Regions from separate parts of the Homo sapiens genome. Here region 2 is linked to region 1. A link is a loop called in an ENCODE intact Hi-C map of the cell type or tissue named here. Cell type or tissue: CD14-positive monocyte. All regions are shown on one strand. Links, peaks and the distances in the headings refer to the core of each region. The heading gives the core; the rest is flanking DNA.

The links. A loop is a pair of places that touch in the nucleus more often than their neighbours do. Peaks named below come from ENCODE experiments on the same cell type or tissue, not always from the same donor. Only the 100,000 strongest peaks of a DNase experiment are listed, where the experiment ranks them.
Region 2: a loop joins it to region 1, with 5 times the contacts of the local background. A loop is called at or near these places in 18 of 110 quality-filtered maps.

The regions. Positions count from the first base shown.
Region 1 is chr6:112,177,698-112,183,082 of GRCh38, forward strand. LAMA4 (laminin subunit alpha 4) reads right to left here. Exons shown (of 39, transcript NM_001105206.3): 10 at 424-535. Among named protein-coding and RNA genes, the nearest start is that of LAMA4-AS1, 56 kb to the right of the region's middle. In CD14-positive monocyte, for the core only: CTCF peaks have their summits at 2,601 (motif pointing right) and 2,800; a DNase peak (open chromatin) is centred at 2,594.
Region 2 is chr6:113,907,098-113,912,482 of GRCh38, forward strand. The region is part of intron 1 of LINC02880 (long intergenic non-protein coding RNA 2880); the gene reads left to right. Among named protein-coding and RNA genes, the nearest start is that of LINC02880, 5.4 kb to the left of the region's middle. In CD14-positive monocyte, for the core only: CTCF peaks have their summits at 2,332 (motif pointing left) and 2,535; a DNase peak (open chromatin) is centred at 2,344.

The DNA of each region.
Region 1 (5,385 bases), core at 170-5,169:
AGCCCATCATAGAAAGAGCTTGTGATGATTTGGGTCAACTGATAGTTTACTGGCATTCTAAAAGCAATGTTTTCTCTGCAAATAACTGAGAAAAATCTGTGACTCCTACTCAACTCTTGCATTTTAGAGACACCACAGCATGCAATCTCCTCTGTCAGAAGGTTATTCTGTGAAATGCCTAAAAAGGGAATGATTTTATACATTGATTATTGAACATCAACAGATAGTAAGTAGGGATGAGTGCTCAGAAATTCCAGATAAACAAACTTGAAATGAAGACCTTATACAAGTTTAAACCTATAATACTGTACCAACAAGTTCCTGGCACACAGCAAACACTTAACAGTAGCCATTATGCCTACTGATGTTAATAACATAAGTGTTTCCTTGATATTAAACTGAACCAGAAGAGAATATATTTACCTTGGATTTTATCCCTCATATCATGGGCTTGCTCTACCAGCTGACTTGCGTGGTTAATGGTGTCCATGCTTTCCTTCTGAACAAGTTGTCCTTTTCTGGAGGCTTGATTTTCCTACAAATAATCCGTATAAAGGCTAGATTAAATGTATGAGAAAAGAATGTTGTATAAGCACAGATAGGGGTGGGTGGGCATAATGTATTTCCTAAACGTAAATCTTCCTGGCATGTGAAAGTTCTATAACACATGAAATCATCCCAAAAATAATGCATGAAAGGTAATGTGATGGCCAGTTTTACTTTTAAAAAATTTTTTAATTTTTCCGTAAGTTATTGGGGTATAGGTGGTATTTGGTTACATGAGTAAGTTCTTTAGTGGTGATTTGTTAGACTTTGGTGCACCCATCACCCGAGCAGTATACACTGCACCATATTTGTAGTCTTTTATCCCTCCCCACTCCACTCTTCCCTGCAAGTCCCCAAAGTCCATTGTATCATTCTTATGCCTCTGCGTCCTCATAGCTTAGCTCCCACGTATCAGTTAGGACATACAATGTTTGGTTTTCCATTCCTAAGTTACTTCACTTGATGGCCAGTTTTAGAATGACAGAATGCTATAAAATCTGGTGCTATTCCTATATCATCAGTCACAGTTCAGTCCCAACCAACTGCCTTTCATATGTAATTTATTCTTCAAATTTTTACTGTATCTCAAGTTGCTGGACTAGAAAATTGCCCATGTCTGCTTATCATTTTGACATTGTGCTGACTGAAGAGCTTAAAGTTTCAAAGAGAAAATTGTTGAAAAAATAGGCAGACCTTGAAATGCACCATGCTTCCAGTGGCTCCTGGGTGGTCCAACCACTGCTGAAATTGAATTACCACAGAGATTTCAAGGATTATTCTCACTGGCCTAACATGCTGTTTTCAGTGCTTCATTCCAAATTCCCATCAACATTGATGGCACTTGTGTACAAATAACTGCTCAAGCAGATTTGGCTCAGCGTGAATGGAGCTCTTCTCCGAGAAGCTGATTCCATTCTCTCAACTTGGGAGATTCTGTTTCAGAGATCTCACACAGTATTTGTCAAAAATAATGCCCAACTCAAATGTGGCCTCTGAAGAAAGGGTTTGTGTGGGCGTCTGTGTGTATGTGTGTGTTTTTGTGTGCGTGGTGAAGGACAGAATGTGATCTAAGAGCACAGAAATGATTCAAGGCTAGGACACCACCCTGTATGCACAGCATGGGCGACATGTACTTACTTTTGGGATTTGAAGGACTGATCTATGGGTTATATTTAAGAGGAAGAGAAGTTCTTTAGTCTGGCATTTGGTCGAATGCCCACTTGCCTTGTCTGTTGCTTTTTTGGCTCAGCTCTTTAAAAACTGCTACAATACGTGAAGGAGCTGTGGGGTGATCTGCCACACAGAGCGCTGGTAGACCCATTATACAGAGTTTCCTGAGGATAGGGAAGTGGTTGTTTTAAACTTCTCTCCTTTCATCCAGTATTCTACCCAGAGGATTATGCCATGATTTTACCGGGAACGTTTTTACACTCTCCAGGAATAACCCAAGCAAGTGGCCCTCTCAGATGGTCAAGGAAGAGAATGCAGAAATGGTATTATAACAAACACATGCCCAGAGGCTTTTTATTGGAGAAGGGTAATCCCCTCCCTACAGAGCAAGGCTCCTGTAGTCACAGAGCCCACTGTGCAGCGGCAATGTGGTCATCAGTCCCTTCATAAACTGTGGGCTCTCTGAATGGACACTGTCTTCTGAGTCATTATACTCCTTCCTGCAATTCCAGTCTTCTTCTTGGCTTGTTCCAGTGCTTTCCAGAAAAACAGTATTTGTGGTCATTTTAAAATTAAATATGCAGAAACTATAATAAATCTTAATATTACTCCTCCCTGCTTTTAAAAAATACGGACACAAGCATTTAAAATTTTAGAATTTTTAATGAGTTGATCTTTGATCCAGTTTAAGTTATATTTGCAAAGCACAACACCCCTAGTTTTTACTTTGGCTTGATACTTCAGAGTAAAGCTCTATTGTTATTCCTATGTCATTAAACTTATTATTTTTTGATATGGAAACTTCAGTTGAAGTGATGAGAGACAGCTGAAAAATGTCATGCCTATAAGAAAACCTCTTCTTTTTGACAAACGCCAGAGGGCGCTAAGATACAGGTAGATAGAGATATATAGCTATTGATATACTGTATATATGACTGGATCAGTGGCAAAGAGGAACATCTATTCCTTTACATTGTAAGATGACTGAATTGAACCTATAGTGATGGCTTATATGAATGTTTATTTTTCCTGTAACTTTGCCTGTGGAAGGAAAATAATGATATAGGCACGTGGGAAAACAGGTGCGCCTCGGTTTAAGAAAAGCTGAAATTAAAAAATTACCTTGTAACTGTAAACTAGTTGGTGGTTTACATTACAAATGTATTAGTCATTTGCTCATCTCAACAGAAAATTCTTCTTGTACATATTTGACATAAAAGTGGCAAGGATGTCTTGGTAATATAGTACATAAAAGGTAGATGACGTGAGGATGATAACCAATATCTAGGGTGATCATATATTTTATGGTTCAACCTGGGGCATTTTTGCACATGAAAGGGAGAACTTTTAGTAATTATTCTGGGACACAAGCATAAACAGCAACAGTCCTGGACAAACCAATAGTAGGAATATTGGTGTGCTACTTCAGAATTTGTACAGTAATATCTACTTCTGCCTACCTCCTAAACATTAATGACCCTAAATTCCTTTCCAGCCCTGATTACCCTCTGAATTGCAGATTCACATCTCTATCTGCCCTCTGTGCCATCACAGATATTTCACTTTTAAAATGTCCAGAGTAATCCATTCGTGTTCGTAGTCTTAGTCATCCACGTCTCAGGATGGAGCTTCTCTCTTTGCCATTTCTCACCTCCAACTGGTCACCAAGTCTGTTTCATTCCACCTGCCACTCTGGCCTCTCTTCCTCTTTTCCATGACCACAGTCTCAGTTCATCCTTGTTCTGTGCAAATTCTTTTCAAATGAAGGCAAGACAGCAACCCACTGCTCTCTTCTCTAGACCACTGTGGCGGTCTCCTAAGCAGTGCCCCTATTGTCAGTCTTCACTGGCTAGTCTATCATCCACACTGCAGAGGGACGTTTCTAAAGTGCAAATCTAATCAGCTCATTGTTCTGGGTAAATACCTGAATGACTTCCAGAGTCCACAGGCTGAAGTCCCCATGTTCACGAGCGTGTTTGGGAAGGTTCTTCACAATTGGGCCTCTGACAGCTTCTTCAGCATTATCTCCTCCTCTCTCTGCCTTACAATGAATCTTCCACAAGGCCACAGTTCCAGTCCCAAGAACTTAGCACGCTGCTTCACATCTATCTGTTCTCATAGTACTTACCCCTTGCTTGGGAGTATCTGATAAACTCCTACTCATTCTCAATATACAGGCCAATACTCACCTTCTCTGAGAAGCCTTTCCTAGTGTACCCATGCCAAAATATTTCACTATTTCTTCCTTAGAGTTACCGTTTAGCCTGTACCATGTTTCTCTTATTAAATGCTGTATCATAATTATGTTTTTACTTATCTGTTTCCCTGCTAGACTGAAGCATCTTGAAAACAGGGCCTTATTATATTTCAGGATACCTAGCACCTAGCACACTAACTGTCACAGGCCGGGCGCGGTGGCTCACGCCTGTAATTCCAGCACTTTGGGAGGCCGAGGCGGGTGGATCACGAGGTCAGGAATTTGAGACCAACCTGACCAACATGGTGAAGCCCCATCTCTACTAAAAATACAAAAAGTAGCCGGACGTGGTGGCACATGCCTGTAATCCCAGCTACTCAGGAGGCTGAGGCAGGAGAATTGCTTGAACCCAGGAGGCAGAGGTTGCAGTGAGCCGAGATTGCGCCACTGCACACCAGCCTAGATGACAGAGCGAGACTCTGTCTGAAAATAAATAAATAAATAAATAAATAAATAAATAAATATTATATACAGATGTTCAATAATGCTTCTGGAATAGAAATGTAAACAGTTATCCCTCAGCATCCATGGGAGATTGGTTCCAGGACCCCACAGATACCAAAATTCATGGTTGTTCAAGTTTCTTACATAGAATGGTGTAGTATTTGCAATACTATAACCTATGCACATCCCCCTATATATATTATATCTAAATTACCTCTAATACCTAATGCAATGCCTATACATCACTTCGTTCATATGGATTCAAAGTAATACTCAGCATATGGTAAATTTGTATTTTGCGTTTTGGAACTTTGTGGAATTTTTCCAAATATTTTTAAGCCATGATTGAATCTATGAATACAGAGGGCCAACTGTACTTAATTTTCTCCTGCCTTTTTGGCAGGACCAGAGATGAGGTTCAGATGCTTTTGATGCTTGGAGATAGCCTACTTTCCTTTTAGTCCTGTGGGTCTCTCTGCATGAGTTGTCATTCAGGTAGCTTCTGCTGTGGTTCAAGGAGTAGAAGTGGAGGAGATGGTGCAGTACCTCCTGAGCCGCCCTTGGAGACTGTGCTTTGTAACTCTGGGCTCTGCAGTGGACCTTCAAGATCCAGATGGTGAGGGGCAGCACTGAGATTGGGAGAGGGCCACATCTCACCTCTGCTTGTAGCCCAGTGACACTCTGACCTTGAGCACAGTGGCTCTGGGAACATGGAAAAGTAGAATCTTGGCACGATCTTTGGAATTTTCATTGCAGACAAGATCAGCAGCACCAAAGGGAGCATCTTTTGAGCACTGGGTATTTATGAACACAGATGGATGGGCATCCTTTAGGGGAATCCCAGACATAAGTGGTGGGAAAGGGCTGTAGGACTTCCCAGTAGAAGGCTGGAGAATTTAGAAAGGGAAGTTCAGACAAAACCCGTAGCTAGGTGGATGTAACTTGTGAGATTTGGGTCACATGAAATC
Region 2 (5,385 bases), core at 87-5,086, 1.7 Mb after region 1:
TGGACTAATTTGGGCTTCTCACAACATGGCAGCCTCAGAAAAATCAGATTGCTCACATAGTAGCTGAAGGTTTCAAGAACAAATATTCCAGAAAGCATGGTAGAAACTGCATCCCCTGTTTTGACCTTATCTTAGAAGCTGCATAGCATGAATTCTGTTATACTCTACTGGATAAAACGTTCAGAAAAGCCTGCCCAGTTTCAAGGGGAGGAAACATAGCCCCATCTCTCGGTGAGAATAGTGTAAAAAGGTCTGCAGACATGTTAAATAGTAGTGACTGACCACCTTTTTTTCTCTTGAAACTAAGTTTGTATCACCCTGATCTTCTCCCATTCTTCTGATTGGTGTGTCTTCAGCTTATCCCTTCCGTTCCTCAGAGCAGGATGTTTTTCCCATTGAAAATGTTAGCATGCGAGGTAGCCATGCTTCAGAGATGGCCTCCTGAGGAACCACCCTTTCTAGCACCCATGCTCCTGTGCAGTCTCCTCCCACACTGGGTCTGGGCTGCACTTGGAGGAAGTGATGCTGTGGGATTTCCAAGGTTAAGGCATAGGAAACCTTGCCGCTTCTACCCGGGCCTTTTGAAAGGCCCTTATTCTAGGGAATAGGGCTCTTTCCCTCCTTATTCTAGGGAAAGTCAGCCACCATATAAGACATCTAACCTGAGACCACCATGCACTGAGGAAGCCCAAGCTAGCCACATGGAGGGAACATGTGGAGAAAGCAAGATATTTGGCCAAACTGTAGAGATTTTGGCCATCCCAGCCCAGGGGTCCAGACATGTAAGTGAAGAAACCGTGTTGGATGTTGAGCTTGGTTGAGCATTCACAGGACCCCAGTCCAACCACCATCCGACTGCAATCACACTTGAAACTCAAAGTGAGAACCACCTGAGTCTAGTCAACCCTTAGAAGCTTCAGAGATAATAATAAGCTTTCATCTGAAGCTCCTAAATTTTGCGGTGGCTTGTTATGCAGCCAGAACATCCAGTTCTATCAATTCCGCATCAGAATTTCTCCCAAATCTGGATCTCTTAAATTGGCCTTCAACATCATTTCCTTGCTGAAGCAAAGCTTCCTCTCTGGTTTCCAAGCAAGTAGGCATGCTTTAAGGAAGTTGGCCATAGAGGTGATATAAGACATGCTCATAAGCAACTATAAAATAAAGCAGTAAGGAGGTATGCCACAAGGTCTGTACAGAAAATAGCTACCATGAGAACTCAGAAAAGAGAGGGACAGAATTATTCCAGCCTGAAGCCAGTGGGCCTGAAAAGGAGGTAGCATTGAATTGGACCTTGAGGCCGGGCGCGGTGGCTCACGCCTGTAATCCCAGCACTTTGGGAGGCCAAGACGGGTGGATCATGAGGTCAGGAGATCGAGACCATCCTGGCTAACGCAGTGAAACCCTGTCTCTACTAAAAATACAAAAAAAAAAAAAAAAGAAAGAAAAATAATTAGCTGGGTGTAGTGGTGGGCGCCTGTAGTCCCAGCTACTCGGGAGGCTGAGGGAGGAGAATGGCGTGAACCCGGGAGGCAGAGTTTGCAGTGAGCCGACATCGCACCACTGCACTCCAGCCTGGGCGACAGAGCGAGACTCTGTCTCAAAAAATAAAATAAAATAAAATAAAATAAAATAAAATAAAATAAATGAATTGGACCTTAAATGCCAAGTAGAAGTTTGTGGGCTTGTTTTTTTGTTTTGTAGAAGTAGGGAGCTACTAAGAAGTTTTGAGCAGAAAAGAATGTGATCAAAAATATGTTTCATGAAAATATTGTTCTGAAAATAATGGACGTAAAAGGCAATTGCATTTGGGAGACACTAGACGGGGTGGTCAGGAAGGATGGGGAGACCAGTGAAGAAACTATCATGACAGGCCAGGGGAGAAGCAATGAGCCCGTGAATAAGGCTGGCCATGGGACTGAGGTTAAAGGGAGGAGGCATAAGAGACATTCCAGAGGTAGATAAGAGTGTGAAATACACATAAGGACAAAATTATAACCCAAATTCTCCTATTCCCTGAATAAGTGAAAACAAATAATTCCACAGATTTTACTTTTGGGAGAAATGTGGCTTTTCAAAGAAAATACCTTTTCAAAGAAATACTTTAGGGGGAGAAGAGTAAATTAAATCCCTAACTTTAAATAAGTATGATCAGAGATTATTTTTTTGAACATTTATAGCCCGTTCTGAAATAGTCACATTGACTTACAATTTTTGTTATTTACCCATCCCTGTGGTATGTTAGCGTGTAAGAAGCCTCCAAAAACAATTGAGGGCAAATCATGACTGATCTTTAAAACCTGCGGTGGTCCTTGAAACACGATGGATGCTCCAAACAGTTTTTAAAGTATGAGCTCCCTCTAGTGGCCAAAAATCATCTTTACTGCTTTATCAAATCTGCCACACATTTATATTTATTTTAATGAGTAGTTTATCTTCCGCTACAACTGAACTTACACTTTCAATTTTTTTCTTGCTTGTTACCAAATAGGCTCCATAATATTCATGATGAATCTCAACATCTAGGATCTAGTATTATTGTTATAATTAGTAATTATCAGTTTTCAATAATGTTTATTGAGTTTCTGACTGTACCAAAATGCAATTATCACCTGATTAATGTATCAGCTAATTTACTATAAATGTTCAAAGGAAGTAATATTATTATTCATCACTATAAAAAGTACTCATTGGTCCATGATCCTTGGCTCATGCCAATAATCCCAACACTTTGGAAGACCAACACGGGAACATCACTTAAGGCCAGGAGTTCAAGATCAGCCTGGGCAACATACTGAGACCCCCATCTCTACAAAAAAAAGAAAAAGAAAAAAAATAGCTGAGCATGTTAGTGCACCTGTAGCCCTGACTACTTGGAAGGCTGAGGAGAGAGGATCACTTGAGCCAAGTATTTTGAGGTTACAGTCAGCTATGATAATGCCACTGCACTCCAGCCTGGGCAACAGAGTGAGACTCTGTCTCTAAATAAATAAACACTTTAAAAAGTCCTCGTTGATAAATGCATATTCTCTCGAAATTAGTTCAAGTTGAAACAACTCCAAAGATGCACATTTCCCATCCAGATCCCATCATTTCTTAAAGAAAGGGGTCACCCTCATCAGACATTTTTCCTATTGTCTTGGGCATTCACATCCTCTCTTACTCCTCACTACTTATGCAAGTTTCTGCAGCCAGCTTGAATTTCTCCTCAGAAAATGGGTTTTTCTTTTCTATCACATTGTCAGGCTGCAAATTTTCCAAACTTTTATGCTCTGCTTCCCTTGTAAAACTGAATGCCTTCAATAGCATCCAAGTCACCTCTTGAATGCTCTGCTGTTTAGAAATTTCTTCTGCCAGATGCCCTTTGAACCATCTCTCTCAAGTTCAAAGTTTCACAAATCTCTAGGGCAGCAGCAAAATGCTGCCAGTCTCTTTGCTAAAACATAACAAGAGTCACCTTTGCTCCAGTTCCCAACAAGTTCCTGATCTCCATCTGAGATCATCTCAGCCTAGACCCTATTGTCCATATCGCCATCAGGCTTTTGGTCAAAGCCATTCAACAAGTCTCCAGGAAGTTCCAAACTTTCCCACATTTTCCTGTCTTCTTCTAAGCCCTCCAAACTGTTCCAACCTCTGCCTGTTACCCACTTCCAAAGTCGCTTTCACATTTTCGGGTATTTTTTCAGCAACGCCCCACTCTACTGGTACCAATTTACTGTATTAATCTGTTTTCACACTGCTGATAAAGACATACCTGAGACTTGGAAGAAAAACAGGTTTAATTGGACTTACAGTTCCACATGGCTGGGAAGGCCTCAGAATCAAGGCAGGAGGCTAAAGACACTTCTTACATGGCAGCAGCCAGAGAAAATGAAGATGCAAAAGTGGAAACCCTTGATAAAACCATCAAATCTCATGAGACTTATTCACTACCATAAGAACAGCATGCGGGAAACCTCCCCCATGATTCAAATTATCTCCCACTAGGTCCCTCCCACAACACGTGGAAATTATAGGCGTACAATTCAAGATGAGATTTGGTTGGGGACACAGCCAAACCATATCACTAATTTAGGACAGATACACTGTTGCTATTGTAAGAATCAAACAAGAGCTATAACTTGCACAGCTTCTGTCACATGGTAGATGTTCAATAAATACTTACTGTACTTGATTTGAATCTTGTTTCATAAGCCCTTATTCACATTTTTTTAAAGTTGTAGAAAATAATTTGGCCACCTTTCTTTCCATCTTTCTAGTTGGCATTTCATGGGTGGTTCCACTGAATAACAATCAACTTTGATATGGTTTGAATATGTGTCCCCTCCAAATCTCATGTTGAAATGTAATCCCCAGTGTTAGAGGTGGGTCTGGTGAAAGATGATTTTGGGTCATGAGGGCAGATTTCTTATGAAGGATTTAGCATAATCCCTTTGGTGCTGTCCTCATGATAGTGAGTGAGTTTTCATGAGATATGGTCATTTAAAAGTGTATGGCACCGGCCGGGTGCGGTGGCTCACGCCTGTAATCCCAGCACTTTGGGAGGCCGAGGAGGGCGAATCACGAGGTCAGGAGATGGAGACCACCCTGGCTAACACGGTGAAACCCCGTTTCTACTAAAAATACAAAAAATTAGCCGTTCGTGCGGGCGCCTGTAGTCCCAGCTCTTCGGGAGGCTGAGGCAGGAGAATGGTGTGAACCCGGGAGGCAGAGCTTGCAGTGAGCTGAGATCTCGCCACTGCACTCCAGCCTGGGTGACAGAGCAAGCCTCCGTCTCAAAAAAAAAAAAAAAAAAAAAAAAAAAAGTGTATGGCACCTACCCCCTCACTCTCTCTCTAGCCCATGCTCCTGCCATGTAAGACAACGGCTCCCCTTCACCTTCCACCATGATTGGAAGCTTCCTGAGGCCTCCCCAGAAGCAGGTGCTGGTGCTATGCTTCCTGTACAGCCTGCAGAACCATGAGCCAATTAAAACTCTTTTCTTATAAATTACCCAGTCTCAGGTATTTCTTTATAGCAATGCAAGAATGGTCTAATATAACTTCATATCCTATGACATTGATCATTAGTTTTCCATCTTGCTGAGTAGAATTGTTCTTACTTGGGGTTTCTAAAGTGAATCTCAGCTTAAATGAACACATGCTAGACTTTAATTATAGCTTCACTTATTTGAATTTTGAAGACAAGCATTTAATGATATATGTTGATCAATATTGATAAACATACTGGATAATGTAAGGGTAAGAGGAGAGAATCAAATTCTCTAATAAGAGTTTAGTTTAACCTATCCTAAAGGTTACAAAAAAAATCTTAGAACATCAAAATTCTATCCAAAAAAACATTTGTGAGCAACCTTCTATTTCCCAGGCACTCCCAGAAGCACAG